Linked DNA regions of Homo sapiens: all the other regions are linked to region 1. Evidence: read pairs that join two places in POLR2A ChIA-PET (ENCODE). Cell type or tissue: PC-9. All regions are shown on one strand.

Region 1 (2,500 bases):
AACTATCATGGGTCCTGGCACTGCTACTGCAGCTGGTAGACAAATTCACCATGGCAAGGGGTCACCCAAACCTGAGAGGGAGTCCTCCTGTTGTTTCCACACTAGGTGTTTCACTTGCCTCACCCTAGTCCCAACCCTGGGCACAGGAATCTCTAAGTTAGCAAACTTCATTGAGGGAATTCATTTCCTGCACTTTTCTGAGCTTCAAATTCTTTATGTTTAAAATGGTTATAATAAAGTAGGAGTTGTTTATCACCATATAAATAAGAAAATATAATAAAATTGGGCCAGGCACGGTGGCTCATGCCTATAATCCCAGCACTTTGGGAGGCCGAGGCGGGTGGATCATGAGGTCAGGAGATTGAGACCATCCTGGCTAACACGGTGAAACCCCATCTCTACTAAAAATACAAAAAATTAGCCGGGCATGGTGGCGGGCACCTGTAGTCCTAGCTACTTGGGAGGCTGAGGCTGGAGAATGGTGTGAACCCGGGAGGCAGAGCTTGCAGTGAGCCAAGATCGCACCACTGCACTCCAGCCTGGGCAACAGAGCGAGACTCTGTCTCAAAAAACAAAAAAAAAGAAAATATAATAAAATTACCACAAGATCCAGCAATTCCACTCATAGATATCTACTGAAAAGAATAAAAAGTAGAAACTCAGACAGATACCAGACACCAATGTGCACAGCAGCACTATTCACCACAGCCAAAAGGTGGAAATGACCCAAATGTCCATTGACAGACGAATAGACAAACACAATGTAATCTCTACATACAATGGAATATTATTCAGCCATAGGGAAGAATGAAATTCTGATACATGCCACAACATGAATAAGCCCAAACACATTACACTAAATGAAATGAACCGTACTCGAAAGTCCAAATATTGTATGATTTCACATATGTGAGTTACCTATGTTAGGCAAATTCAGAGAAACAGAAAGTAATTGAGCTTCTGTTTGGAATGATGCAAAAGTTCTGAAAATGGATAGGGGTGACAGTTGCACAAGTTGTGAATGTACTTAATGTCACCAAATTTTACACTTAAAAATAGTTAAAATGGTAAATTGTATGTATATTTTCCACAATAAAAAAAGAGAATGCCTTATCGGCATAAGCGCTTTATATAGGGTAAAAAGGCACACAGACGTAAGAAATCTTTATTGTCCCCATTGACAATTACCATATTGCTGTGGTGAATAAGTCTTCCAAAGTTCACAGACAGATTGGCAGGCATAAAACTGCTATGTAAACACAGCCTTCTCCAGCCCAGACTTGTTGCTCACCACCCACTATGGCCTGCAGATTTGATGACCAAGTTGATGAATGGACGATAGCCAAGATTCTTGAAGCTCTGGGTGGCACAGGGCGTACACTTCCTGGAAACCTGTCATTCCTTGCTGTCTGACAGCATTCTCTTTGGGGGCCAGAGATTATGGTTTTGGCCGAGACATCTAAGATAGTCCTGGTATTGGTAGCATAAGGAGTGACCCACGAGAGGCCAAGTTACCCACCAGGCCCTGACAGTGCACTTTGTACTGACGTTGGCCTGATCCAATTTCCTGGTTTGGAAAGAATGTTCTGATCTCTGAATAAACTGAAAGGGGAGCTTCATTTTGACCTGGGACAGGGACCTGTAGGTCTCAGTGTCTGAGCTACTTCTTTTTCCACTGAGCAAATCCTACTTTCAAAGATGAAGTCTTAAAAAACCACAGAAGAGGTGATGGGGTGGGGGGACCCCCGGGACCAAAGGGCCCTTTATAAACAAATTCACTCCAGGGTTTCTTCAGTAACAAGTCTGTCAGGCCGGGTGCGGTGGCTGACGCCTGTAATCCCAGCACTTTGGGAGGCCAAGGCAGGCGGATCACAAGGTCAGGAGATCGAGACCATCCTGGCTAACATGGTGAAACCCCGCCTCTACTAAAAATACAAAAAATTAGCCGGGTGAGGTGGCGCACGCCTGTAGTCCCAGCTACTCGGGAGGCTGATGCAGGAGAATGGCGTGAACCAGGGAGGCAGAGCTTGCAGTGAGCAGAGATCGCGCCATTGCCCTCCAGCCTGGGCAAGAGAGCGAGACTCCGTCTCAAAAAAAAAAAAAAAAAAAAAGTCTGTCTAGTGCTAGCTGAGTTTTGGGGATGCCCTGCCTCTCATGGGAGCCTATGGACTCCCTGGAATTTGTAAGCCTATGTTGGTATTTGCAGAGAGAAAATCCATAGTTTCCATCAGATTCTCAAAGGGAATCTTTGAGACCCCCAAACTGCTTTAAAACCACTGTTCCTGTGAATTTAAGATGTGATCATTCCTAGTTTTCAGGGGACATATAGATTGGCCAAACCAGATAATGAACCACACACATCTGGTGGCAGACAAGGTGCAGTGTTTCCGTGGGGCAGGGGTCGGGGGTTACCGCTGAACCCTCCTACCTCTTCTCCTAAATGAAGTGATTCATTTTTGAACAAACTATGACCATGAAGCTGTTGTTTCACATCTGTGCA
Region 2 (2,500 bases), 300 kb before region 1:
GTATAGTGGTGCAATCTCAGCTCACTGCAACCTCCACCTCCCAGGTTCAAGCGATTCCCGTGCCTCAGCCTCCCGAATATCTGGGATTAAGAGGTGTGTGCCACAATGCTTGGCTAATTTTTGTATTTTTAGTAGAGATGGGGTTTCGTCATCTTAACCAGGCTGGGGCACTGCTATTATTATATGATACAAATTTATGTTAGCCATTTTAAATCTTTATTGGAACACGGTATAAAATTACATTGACCAATTAGTTGATAGGCTCAAAAAATTTGAAGGGTATCTATTATTTGCCAGGCCCTGTGCTGAAGGCTTGAGAAAAAACAGTGAAGAAGATAAACAACTAAACAAGTGATACTATCGTAAGAAAAATTTACATATAGCTAGTAGGAAAAGCATTCATATAGGGAATATAAAGCAAGGTACCCAACCAAGCCAAAGAAAATCAGGAAGGCTTCCTGGATGAACTGTTATCTAAGGTGACATCTTAAGAGGATACCGTGGGGAAGGCTCAGCACACTGTGCAATCTGGGAAAGAAGTGTGGTTCAGTAAGGCTAGAACAAATGGTACAACTAGGGAGACAGGAGATACAGCCAGAGAGGTAGGTCATAGGAGGCCTGGGTAAATCATGTTAGAGTAGATTTAACCTTGGAATTCTGTGAGACCTTACTCCAGTACCTGGATACCTATCTCAGTGTGATGCCACCCTCATTTAGAAAAAGGCTTGACTCTCTGGCTACAAAGTGGAGAAAGGACTGGTTAAGTCAAGACCAGAGCTAGAAAGTCCAGCTGAGCAGCTGTATGATAATTCAGGGAACATACAATGAAGGCCCAGACCAGTATGGCACTGCGAATGAAAATAATTAATTTGAGAGATCCTTAAGGGGTAGAATCAAAAGGCCTTGTTTGGGATTTCACAGCATGTGAAAAGCAGAGGGGGGCGGGCCAACAATGACTCCCAGGTTTCTGGCTTGCACAACAGTTTCTTCTTTATTAATTTTCCAATTTTTAACAGTAAGTACATTCTGTTTTTACAATTAAAAACCTATTATCTATTTTTAATAAAAAATGAACCAGTATTGAGAAAAATCAAGTCATCAAGCTACTTCTGCAATTTGATGGCAAAAAGAAAGAAAACGATCGAACCACAATTTTTTTTCCTCTTTCAACCCAGGCTCTGCCAGAGAATGAAATCACAATTTGAAAGGACAGATAGTTTGAATGTCATTTTTTTTTAAAGATTAGAGAAATGGAGGAGGAACTGGTAAAGGCAGGAATCAGAAAAATAAAAGAGGCTTACAAAAAGAAAATCCTTTATATATATTTTTTCATTTAAACAGAACTCACAGTAGAGCCAAGGATATCAGGGAGAAATCTTGGAAATAGAAAAAAAAAACCTACAAAGAATAATTTTTTTTAGCATTTGAAAAACTGTAAGCTTCTTATACAGTGGAAAGAACATGAGCACTGGAATCAAAAAGACTTGAGTTTAAAGTTCCTCTGCTCAGCAGCAGTATGACCCTGTGAAAGTTGCTAAACGGAGCCAGGCTCCACAGGTGCAGCACAAAGCAAACTACCACCTAGCTTAGGTAGGAGAATTAGGGGATACGTATGAATGGTGAAAGAAGTAGCTATGAGTCTAGGTCCCCATCACCAGATTGATTCAATAGGTCTGAGCTTGGACCTCAGTATCTGTATTTTTAAAAAGCTCTATGGTTGATTCTACTGCATGGGCAAGGTAAAGAAACGTGCACAACTCAATACCTGGTACATAAGAAGAACTTGATAAGTGTTAGATGGTTGTTTTTAAGTACATAGATAGGGCTTCTATCCTTTTTCATTAAGGCAATCATGACTTTTTTCACTAAACACAAGAAGATCTGTCCTAAATGAGCAGCTCAGATTTTTCGCTGGAGGGAAAGGGGGCGAGGTGGGCAGTGACTAAAAGGAACAAAGAAACAATATGAATTCCCTTTATGGTCTAAAGCGATACCATGGCATTTGAAAATTCAACATGAAGAGACATCAAAGGTCTCTGACATGCGGTCATGCATACTTCTCCTGAGGCAAATTTGAATAATTTCTGCTTCATGATGTGCAGGTCACCAGGTCACTTAGGTGATCCAGGTGCTTATCCACTCATCAGTGTACAAATCTCATTTAGGTTTTGTTGCACTCTATCATGTTCCTTGTAAAATGGCCTCAAAAGAAAGTCAGCTACTAATCTACAAAAATATTTCCAAAATTGAGGAAATGGAAATTGTCTCAGAAAATATTCTAGCAAATGTCAAAAGTCTACTGTACAACCACATCTTATTTAACATAACGGAAGGTCTTATCCAATTTCATAGTTTCCAGCAATAAAAGGCTGTATGAAAAGGTCTGAGTGCATGATATATAATGCACCCAGTATTTCAGTAATTTGTCTGTCTTTCTTCCTTGCCTCCTAAAACATGCTGGCTGTTCAAAAGGGTAACTGAAATGCCACCCTGGGAGAGG
Region 3 (2,500 bases), 520 kb before region 1:
ATTCATGTCATTGGAAGTTCTCTTCTTCAGTACCATGCAATAAGGCTGCATGTGAATATTTACATTTAAATGCAAATTATTTAAAATTGAATAAAAATTAAAATCCAGTCCCTGAATTGCACTAGCCATCTTTCAAGTGCTCAATAGCTACGTATGGCCAGTGGCCACTGTATTAGACAGCACAGATATAGAACACTTCCATCATTGCAGAGTCTAATCAAAATCACTCTTCCCCAAATTTCTGACTCCTTCCACCGTCTGAACTGCACAGATCACATGTTCTTCCTTTGCGTTCATATCCTTTCCACTGGACATGTGTTTGGCCTCAGGGACACCTGGCCATCGTGTAGGACAGGGTAAGCAGAGGAGGAAAAAGCCCCCTCAGACAGGATAGAGGCTGTGGGACACTGGCCCAGCTGGAGATGCTGACAGATAGCTTGGTCTACAGCATGGCTTAGGGCCAGAGGCAAGGGTGCACCCAGTATTTCTGCCAGGCAGGTAGAGGAGATGACAGTCTCAACGCATGGAAAGAACACAACTCTGGAACCTGGAGAGACCCGAGGTTGGGAGTTCAGAGGTGACTGGCAGGTGCCTGGTATGCCCACCAGCTGGTGCAGGGTTGTAGTCACTGGGCTCAAGTTCAGGGCCAGGCAGGACACTCAAGGAGTTGCTGATAGCATAATGGACACAAGCTTTTATTATGTGCCACGCCAAGCCCTTTACAAGAATCTTCTCAATTAATATCCGTCTGCTGCTACGAGGCTGGTTTTATTACCTCCACCTCCCGTCCACTTTATAGGTAAGGAAAGGAGGCTCAGAGATATTAAGAGTATTGGCCAAGATCATTCAGTCAGTAAGAGACAGCTGGATTCAAACCCAAGTTTCAACCTGATTCTATGTGCCTGTGAGCACTGTTCCATGCTGCCTCTTTTTCCTTTTTCCTTAAGACACAAGGCAGAGTTCAGTTTTCTGAACTAGAGCATAATCTTGGCGGTAGGGAAACTTAGGGGTTGGGAGTACAGTTGTGGGGCCAGAGGTGGTTAAATATCTGCTCTCTTACAGCAGGATTATTCTGGAGGGAGGGGGACCTGGGCTGCAGGGGCTGAGTCTGAGGATCACTGTAGACCCCTCAGTCGGCCTTCTGTCCAGTAAACCTCTCTAGATCTCTGACCAGGAAGGGGTTTCCAGGCTTCCTGTCTATTTAGCTGGACTGCCTCCCGCCCGTCTGGCACATTTTTGCCAATATGAAAATTTGCCACCTCTTTCAGGTGGATATAACTGCATGCCAGGAGCCCATGCTTGCAAGCAAAGGGCTTGCCTCCCTGCCAGGCATGCTTATGTTACTCAAACACTCATTTTCAGATACCATTGAGAGTGCCGATAAGCCTCTTGGAATGTGGCCCCTAGAGCTGGGCTAGCCTGTCTAGAGCAGTGCCTTACTGCTGTTGAATCTGGTCAGAGCCTGCCAAATCTTTCATAGTTTTGTCTCATTTTAAATAGGAAGTCAAGTGAGGCGTACAAAATATTTTCAAAATGAAATTTAGCCAAGACAGATCCTGCTCACTATTTACTTGCATAGTTAACTTTTTAAATGTAAAGACAGGTTTGCAGTTTCCTTAGTTAATTTCATCTTCTTGGTTTTGAAGTCATTTAGAATTTTGATTCTGCTATCTGCTTGGTTAATTGCTCTTGATTTCCACTATTAAAAATGATGAAAGAGTTGAAAAGGATCTTCATTTTTATTTCAACATCTTCTTTAAGGACCAAGATAAAAATGTAGAATAGGACAGGACACAGGACAGAGCTCTGTGACTATTACAGTGCAATGATTCTTAGCTATTCCAGACCATTCATCCATGATCTCTGGGTCAAACTGCGAAATCTATTTACTACACTGTATTCTACTTTACTATGCTACGTTGCACTGTCATAGTACGTGATATACAACCTACTCAATGTAGTCTACACACAGGGAATAGGTGGAGATTTTATCAAATACTTTTTAAAAATCAAGACTATATATATACGTATATATATATGCACACATATATATATACATATATATGTGTATATATATATACACACACATATATATGTATATATATATACACACATATATATGTATATATATATATACACACATATATATATGTAATTCTCTTCCTGCAAAGTAAGGACTCTATTTTGGGGAAGAAAGGAAAAGGGAGGGAAAATTAAGTAATTGGCTTTGGCAAAGCTATATTTGCTAATACAGATACCAGCTTTATTTCCTAAGTACTCAAAGTATTTCTCTGCAAGTCTATTTCAGATTTTGATATATATGTTGGACTTCATAAAAATATTATTATAGAGCTATAAGAAATTTTTAAATCAGTGTTTTGGAAGAATGTGTTAATTACAAATTTTCTATTTTAAAAAGAGAATCTCTTACAAAGTTTCTTACATTAAATTCCCATAAGAGTTAATATTGGCTCAATTTATAAAAATTAAACTTAAAGCA

What was found. ChIA-PET counts read pairs that join two places held together with the same protein. Peaks named below come from ENCODE experiments on the same cell type or tissue, not always from the same donor. Only the 100,000 strongest peaks of a DNase experiment are listed, where the experiment ranks them.
Region 2: POLR2A ChIA-PET joins it to region 1 with 5 read pairs; 3 of 35 experiments call an interaction of 5 or more read pairs at or near these places.
Region 3: POLR2A ChIA-PET joins it to region 1 with 6 read pairs; 1 of 35 experiments calls an interaction of 5 or more read pairs at or near these places.

Annotation. Positions count from the first base shown.
Region 1 is chr2:30,273,728-30,276,227 of GRCh38, reverse strand. No RefSeq gene overlaps it. Among named protein-coding and RNA genes, the nearest start is that of LBH, 43 kb to the right of the region's middle. In PC-9, no CTCF peak of the experiment used is centred here; a DNase peak (open chromatin) is centred at 1,317; H3K4me3 peaks cover 1,108 bases; H3K27ac peaks cover 1,881 bases.
Region 2 is chr2:30,571,609-30,574,108 of GRCh38, reverse strand. The region is part of intron 5 of LCLAT1 (lysocardiolipin acyltransferase 1); the gene reads right to left. Among named protein-coding and RNA genes, the nearest start is that of LCLAT1, 130 kb to the right of the region's middle. In PC-9, no CTCF peak of the experiment used is centred here; no DNase peak of the experiment used is centred here.
Region 3 is chr2:30,795,781-30,798,280 of GRCh38, reverse strand. The region is part of intron 1 of CAPN13 (calpain 13); the gene reads left to right. Among named protein-coding and RNA genes, the nearest start is that of CAPN13, 10 kb to the left of the region's middle. RefSeq lists enhancers at 1-300, 301-1,010. In PC-9, no CTCF peak of the experiment used is centred here; a DNase peak (open chromatin) is centred at 1,380.